2 separate regions of the Mus musculus genome follow, and region 2 is linked to region 1. Evidence: chromatin loops called from intact Hi-C (ENCODE). Cell type or tissue: left cerebral cortex. All regions are shown on one strand. Each heading gives the region's core, and the rest is flanking DNA. Links, peaks and the distances in the headings are about the cores only.

The links. Peaks named below come from ENCODE experiments on the same cell type or tissue, not always from the same donor. Only the 100,000 strongest peaks of a DNase experiment are listed, where the experiment ranks them.
Region 2: it touches region 1 in a loop (2.7-fold over the local background); 15 of 42 quality-filtered maps call a loop at or near these places.

The regions. Positions count from the first base shown.
Region 1 is chr13:110,984,260-110,988,355 of GRCm38, forward strand. No RefSeq gene overlaps it. Among named protein-coding and RNA genes, the nearest start is that of 4930526H09Rik, 82 kb to the left of the region's middle. In left cerebral cortex, for the core only: no CTCF peak of the experiment used is centred there; a DNase peak (open chromatin) is centred at 1,787.
Region 2 is chr13:111,236,070-111,240,165 of GRCm38, forward strand. No RefSeq gene overlaps it. Among named protein-coding and RNA genes, the nearest start is that of 3110015C05Rik, 8.7 kb to the left of the region's middle. In left cerebral cortex, for the core only: CTCF peaks have their summits at 1,385 (motif pointing left) and 2,022 (motif pointing left); a DNase peak (open chromatin) is centred at 2,047; H3K27ac peaks cover 331 bases.

The DNA.
Region 1 (4,096 bases), core at 627-3,126:
TTGGGTCCCACATGTCTAGGAGGAGGGTCTACAAGCCCAGCCCCACAGTGACACACTTCCCCCAACAAGGCCATGTCTATTCCAACACAGCAACACCTCCTAATGTGCCACTCCCTAGGCCAAACATATTCAAACCACCACACTGTTGCAGAATTGACTATGAAGAGTCTTTAAGCTTTGTCAACTTTTTTTGGCAGATATTCTTAAAATGTTAAGAGTTCTGTGGTCTGAATCATTGTGCCACCACAGACTTCACACTGTGAGAAACAATTCCAAGTGCACTAGCATTAAGTGGTAGCCATAGACACCAGGGATGAAGAACCAGAGATGAAGCCTTAATGAAACAATGATTAAGAGCACCGTGATAGTTGTTTATAACCCAAGCAGTTTGTTCTTCTTGTCATAGACCTACCTGACTGCAGTGGGTTAGAGAATGAATGAAAATCTCCCAGAAACAGATGTGAGAGTACAACCTTCTCCTTCACCTCAGTTCTAGATAAGGAAACTCTAAAAGAAATCGTTAGAATGGAGTGGGGATGTATACCATGAGAGAAAATTCACAAATGCATGTGTACATGAGTACACATACACCTTTACACACATACACACACCTACTATACTGCACAATCAAAGGCTTTGTAGAATGCCCCTGAGGGCAGAGTCAATGACAAAGAGGGAGCCTGCTAGTTGTACTTAAGTACTAAGAGATTATTAGCCAGATTTTGCTTAGGGAAGTTGTATCGTGGATTAAGCATCTTTCTCAATATATAGTTGGGCCACATCAAGTTTGAATGGTTCCATGTAACAAAACAGGCTCATAGTGAAGAAAATGGCCATGTGGGTGGTACCACCTGGCAGAGCATGAAAGTATACCACAATCAAAGTTGCTGATAATATAATAAAGTGAATAATCTCTCCTAAAGATATCTGCATCTGGACCCCTGAAGCTGCATTGCAATGCCATTCATGGTTTATGCAGCTTTGTTGCTGTAACTTAATGAAGAATTCTATAGTGGAAAGGTTATCTTGTATTATACAGCCAGGACCAATGTAATTCCAAGGACATTTTTCAGGACAAAAAGCAGGAGGCTCAAAGTTAGAGAAGGAAATTTAACGACAAAAGTAGATGCCAGAGTAAAAGTTCTGCTGAAAAAGGACATGAGCCAGGAAATGCAGGAAACCCCTAGCAGCTAGAAAAGGTGAGTAATGGTCTTTCCTCTCAGTGTCCCACCATGAAATACAGACTTGCCAGCACCTTGACTTCATCCCATAAGACTAATTTTAAATTTCTTACATTTGTAATTGTACCATAATACATTTATGCTGTGTTAGGTACAGTAGAACTAGGAACTAACAGCAGTAACAGGTTTATTATGTTTGATCCCCTGAAAAATCTAGAACATAAAAAAAGGTGAGTTGGAGCAGGGAGGGGACACTTATGAATACTTAAGTACTAGAGAAACCAGGGCATTGCAGTATGTTGATTGTCACCTTAGAGGCTTGCTCTTGTAACAAATAAAACAATAGTGTTGAAGTGTGTCCAGCCAGCCTTATTCATTTGCTATTTCTTCTTTCTCCTTTTCCCTTACTCCCTCTTTATTCTATGTCTTTTGAAACAGAGTCTCATGTATTCCCTAGATTGTCCTTGAACTCACTATATGGCTAAATTTAACCTTGTATTTCTGACCCTCTGGACTCCACCTCTAGTGCTGAGATTGCAGGTGTTTGCTCATACAGGATCAGCAGTTTATGTGGGCAGTGGCAATCTGCTGCAGTCAGCCACTCATGCTTGCGGGATAAGAGCCTCACTGACAGCCATTCCTCTTTAACGTCATTGCTGTTGCGAAGTGGGAGAAGGAGGACATCCCTGATGGATCACAATAAAGAAAAGGAGAAATCTCAGTGCTCACATGACCACCTCTTAGACACTATTGAACTCAGTGCCTGCTGTGACTCATCCTCTAATACTGCCCTAACTCAGGAGAATAGAAGACTACCCCACCACCACCAAGTTCATTGTGAATTCATTTCATAAAAAGGCATACTGTACTCATAAAACTAAATGCAGGAAGGTCATTTGAGATCATGAGTTTGAGACCAGCCATCAGTGTAGCAAAATGTCATCACTTTAAGGAAGAGGAAAGGAATAGTGGATGTAATTATGCCCATGGGTGCATGCACGTACATACATAGTCATGCTTATAGAATCTGCAGAGGTAGCTTACTCAGAGAGTTTCATACATCCAAATTCACATTTTATGCTTTATGCAATAATGAAACAGATGTAAAGCTACTTCAAATTTTTCTAACTAGCTTGACATTAGTAGAAGTGCTCTCAGTTCCCCTGAGATTGAGCTTAACCAAGTCCAAATAAGACTGTGCAATGGAAATGCTCAAATAAATCATCAGCACGCTGTTTCCACCTGCTACAATCTCCAAACTATTAAAAAGGCTAAGTGGAGGGATGATTGATCTGAGCACTGAATTCATTGAACAAATTACTGAAGAAAAGCTGCAAGGAAAAAATTATTTCCCAAGGAGTATCACAGCGGGTTTCAGGCTGTTAATCTTCCAAGGGTCTACTTCACATGAACACTGCTAGGTTTTATAAGATGATTAGAAAGCCAAGGCTGCAGCCCTGTTTGTCATTAATGAGTTGTATGATCATAAGTGTGTTGCTTAAAATTTGAGAGCTTAAAGGACCTGTCTGTGAAAAGAGGACAACTTTATGCTAAGAGGTAGTATTGGTATCTGTTAATAGCAAATGTTGGAAAGATCTTTTCTCTATTTTTTTATATGTTAAATTGTTTTGCTTTGTTTTATAATGGGAGCTGGAGATTGCTCAGTCACACAAGCATGAGAGCTCATGTTTGGATTCCCAGAATCCACATCAAAAGTTAGACATGGCTATGGGTATGTATAGTCCTAAGTCCAAAGGAAAGTAGAGACCTGGGCATCCCTATAGCTCATTGGTCAGAAAGCCTACATAATCCATGACCTTCACCTTCACTCTAGAAAACCAAGGTGGAAAGATAGAGGAAACACCCACAGGCCCACTCACACACACGTACCTACCCACAAACTAGCACATATTCACGTACATAAAATAATCCACGTGGACTGATAAGTCTCTCTATTGAATGTGGTCTTTAGAATGTGAAGGAAGTATCAGCTGGAAGTGAAAGAGCTCACTTTGTCAGCCCTGTTCTGATACCCCAGTGGATTCAATGTTCTCACATTTAATGAAAAATTTCTGACACAGGCTGAAGGCCCTTAAGGATATGAAGTTGTCCTAGAACAAATGCTCCTTCCTCTAAGAAGCAGGTTATTTCCTATGATCCACCATGTTTCTAACAGTTTTCAGAAATACCATAACCACTCTTATGCAGTATTTTAGGGACATATGTTTTTATTTCCCTTGAGAATATATAGAAGAATTTAGGTTTTACTTTCATTTCAAGTCCTTGAAATTATTTACATGTTGAAAGACTATTGCTATATACTATGTTAAGACCAGATAGTAGAATACTCACAAGATGGCTGAGTGGATAAAGGTCCTTGCTGCAAAGCCTGATGACCTATGTTAAATTCCCAGGCCTATTTGGTGAAAGAAGACCAACTTCCAAAATTGGCCTTTGGCCTTGACATGTGTGCAATTGTATGAGATAAATAAATGTAATTTTTTTAAAAAAGAAGAAGAACAGACTGTAATTGGCAGAGGGTGGAGCTGGGAGATCAGTTTATTAAGGCAAGAAAGGCAAGAGTGAGTACAGTGGAAATCTGCGGTGCAACTGAGGAGAGGTGATAAAATTCTGCAATTGTACTAAAGAGAAAGCTCACTACTCTTCTAGATTTGATGTGAGGTGTGAGAGTATTTGATGTCGAGCATAAGAGAAAGTGAAGAGCCACTGAATATTTCAAGACTTTAGTCCCGGTGAACTAAAATGTAGCGGTGCCATTATGAAGAAAACACTGGGGTAGGTGCCCGGGTAAGGAGGAATGCCAGGAAGTGAAACAGGTGGTATAGGATATCCAAGAAGAGACTGGTGATGCATAGTCTCTGGGGTTTGAAGAGAGCTGTGAGCTGAAAAAAGTG
Region 2 (4,096 bases), core at 1,013-3,512, 250 kb after region 1:
GGCTTCGGCTAAGCCAAGGCTGCTGGGAGGGCTTCTGCAAAGTGGCTCTCCCAGGGAGGGTGTAGCTCTCCAAAGGATCTCTCTAGAGTAGTGAACTATTGTTCCATTGTCAACCTTGGATGTCACAGGAATCGTGGGAGAAGAAACAGGCTGTAGAGAATAGCCTCTTTCTCCAGTGGTGCCAATGTTTTTGACAGCTTGATCCAACAGTATTAGAAACTTAAGCAGTGTCTTGCTGTCTTCAAAGGTCAGACCAGCTCCATCCATCTGAACTGCCTTCTCTGCTCTTCCAATCCCTTCCCCAAGCTCACTCGGGATTAAGCCATTTCATAAGCTGGGAGTCCTCATGTGACTCTGTCGCTATTGTTTAGGTCCAGGAAAAGAAGACTCAAACTGTCTTGTGCAGATTCTAGGTTCTGGCCTTCATCGTTTCACCAGAAACACACTTAGCCAGGCATTCTGCGTGCATGTTGAAGCCGGATTTGGTTGGTTGTTTAGAGAAGTACCTGTTTCCTCTGAAGCCAGAGGTGTTCCTAAGTGGAAGCAGATGTGAAGGGCACCTAGGCAACTTGTGCAGAACCAGATTTGGGATCTGCTCTCACGTGTGTTTCCTGCTCCAAGCCATTTCCCTGGAATGCACCGTGAGCATGTGGGACAGATCAACAGCAACTTCCTGCCTCGGTGGTAAGAGGGCTTTTCGTGATGTTCTCATGCTCTTGGGTTCACTTCATCTATTTTAACTGTTCAGCCTGCTGGGACGGGGTGTGGGGGGAGCTTCGCCAAGGAATGCACAGTGGAAGGGGAGCTGAGAGGAGGTGATTTTGTAGTATGTTGCTCTGGCTTTACTTTTAAGCTGGGTTTCCCCTTGCTCAGCAAAAGGGGACACAAGCTGAGAAGCTACAGGTACTGGCTTTTGGCATACTCTGTTCATATCTGAACTAGGGAACCCCAATTTAGACTAGGAAGTAGAATAGAGTGATCCTAAAATTTGGCTAAAACTGTAGTTTTAAACTTCTGCATTTTTCCTAACTAGTGAGCTTTTTTTTTTTAAGTATAGTTTTTCTCCTCCTTACCTGCTAACATCAAAAAGAATCAAAAAGTATAGGAACCATATATCTGTGCTTATTATTAATAAGAAACTATACTCCAAATTATCTATCTTCTTTCAGGATGACATGTGCCTCATCTTTACTTTATCTTTTCAAAGTCATTAGTTTGTTTTGGTTTTTTTCTCCCTCCATTAAAAATATCCCAAGAGGGGGCTGGGGAACTAGCTCAGCAGTTAAGAGCACTTTGTCCCTCTTGCTGCAGAACCAGTTCAATTCCCAGCACCTATATAGCAACTAGGAACTGTCTGCAACTCTCATTCTAAAGCATCTGATGCCCTCTTCTGGACTCCTAGGGTAGTACACACAAGGGGTGCACATATCACACATACACAGAGAGAGAGAGAGAGAGAGAGAGAGAGAGAGAGAGAGAGAGAGTTAGTTTCAGGTGTGGTGGTACATGCCTTTAATACTAGCATCACGAAGAAATATCTAGCCCCAAACATCAACAACAGCAGTGCTGAGAAACCCTGGTCTATAAATACAAATGGTCCTGTATATACAAAGTCATTCTGGATGTACAAGATCGGACAGTGGTGGCGCATGCCTTTAATCCCAGCACTGGGGAGGCAGAGGCAGGCAGATTTCTGAGTTCAAGGCCAGCCTGGTCTACAGAGTGAGTTCCAGGACAGCCAAGGCTATACAGAGAAACCCTGTCTCAAAAAACAAAACAAAACAAAACAAAGCAAAACAAAGGAAAACAAAAAACAAAAAACAAAACAAAAAACAAAAACAAAAAATATCACTAATAAATAATAGAGTCCTGCACCAGTGGTCATATAAATAGTACAGTAAAGGTACTATATACACCTGAGCGCAAAGTCTAAAGAGTCAGGATTTGTAGCTGCTCCCTTTATTTCAAGTTTGCCTAGCAACAGAGATGCCTAGTTAGGTGCTAAAGAATGTTGCTGCCATCTAGAGGAAGAGAGGAAAATTTCCTCCAAATGCCACACTACTTATTCCAAGACCATAAGCGGCAGGATCTCTGCCACATGTTTTTCTTTCATAACACTAAAGAGAGAAAAGAAAAAAATCACTTATCTCCAGTCTGAGTGTATAGTATGAGACTGAAAGCCTGTGTTTCTGATAAGGACACCAAGTGTTTGATTTTATTCTCATGCTTAACTGCAGTACAGAGTGGCCCCAGAATTCTCTTGTAAGACCTTTCTTTCAACACATCATTTTCTCCAGAGCATAGCCAGATAGCAATAAGTTGCAGGCCGCTTATAAATCACAGTGATCCATTCACTTTTACCAAACTATGAAATGTTAAAAGGTATATTAGCTCAAATAAAATGAATACAAAGAAGAACCAAGTTGTGGCTGGAGAGATGGTTCGGCAGTTTAAAAAAACATTGATTTTGCAAAAACATTGATTTTGCAGGACCTGTTTCAGTTCCCAGCGTACACGGGGTGGTTCCCAACCTTCTCTACCTATAGTTTCAGGCAATCTGAACTTCTAACTTCCTTGGACACCGGGCATGCATGTGGAACACAGACATAGATATGGGCAAAAACTCCTACACACTAGATGTGTGTGTGTGTGTGTGTGTGTGTGTGTGTGTGTGTGTGTGTGTGTGTGTGTGTGAAAGAGAGAGAGAGAGAGAAAGAGAGAGGGGGGATTATAAAATCGATAATAAGTAAATAGATGATAGACAAACAGACAGACAATAGACAGTAATAAGTAAATAGATGATAGATGATAGACAGACAGACAGATGTATAAACTAAAGAAACCAGGAAGAAAAACACAACCATGTCTTGAAAGACATAAGTTTTTTCTCTAAACAAACATAATGTGACCCCACACACACACACACACATGCACACAGGTAGACAGACACAAATACACTGACACACACATATATATGAACACACAAAGACACAAGATACACATTCACAGAGACAAGTACACATACACAAAGATACACACACAGCCTACAAATATAACTGTAGAAACAACTTCTCTAAGAACTTGAAATGTGTGAAAAGGTTTGTTCATTTTTGCTTGCTTGTTTGTTTGTTTGTTTTCTGTTTCCTCTCATTTCTGGAGAAGCTGTTGGACAAAATAAATGGTTCTTCCTCCTCACTCTCTCTATGGGGTATCCTTACTGCATCCCACCACTAACATCCTTCCTCCTTGAGGTTTCGGTAGAGCATCCCCATCACCTTCCACCTCTGACATTCCACTGTGACACAATATCCCATCCCGGTCTTTCTTCATTCAAGAAGGAAAGCCTTGAAGGAAACTTCAATCAGGACAAAAGAGAGCCTCGTAAATAAGACATGGTTCCAGAGCAGAAAGAATAATCTGATGGCCAGCAACACCCCTTTTACGGCTCATGGGCTACAGCCAGACTGATGGGAAAATGTTGCCTGAATAAACAAGAGATGAAGCAATAGATGTAGCACAGAGGTTCTCAACCTGTGGGTCACGACCCTTTGGGGGTTGTATATCCAATACTCTAGCTAATCTTTATCTTACAATTCATAACAGTAGAAAAATTACAGTTATAAAGTAGTAATGAAATAATCTTATGGCCTGGGGTCTCCATGTGAGGAACTGTATTAAAGCGTCACAGTGTTCCAAAGGATGAGGATCACTAATGGAAAGCAAGACACAAAATTTTCATAAGTTTGCTACATGCCAATTCCCCTAAGGACAGAAACGTGGGCGGTATTAACTATTACAAGGGAGAGCCCTTTCTTAGGAAAATGCATGACACTTTTGGGAACATACACTGTTATTAATGTTTATATTATATTAAGTATTAATGTGACAAGATGCAAAACTTGTCTTCACATTTCTCTGAGTTGTTTGAGGGGCAACTGACATAAGGCAAGAGATAGCTCTTAAAATGGCCCTAAACATGCCATAATCTGTCTCTCTAACTGTTACTGTTAAATGCAGTAAAATCAACCACAGAAATTTCTTTAAAGAAATATTATATTTCTTCCTTGAGCAGAGATGCCTATTCCTTCAAAGATCA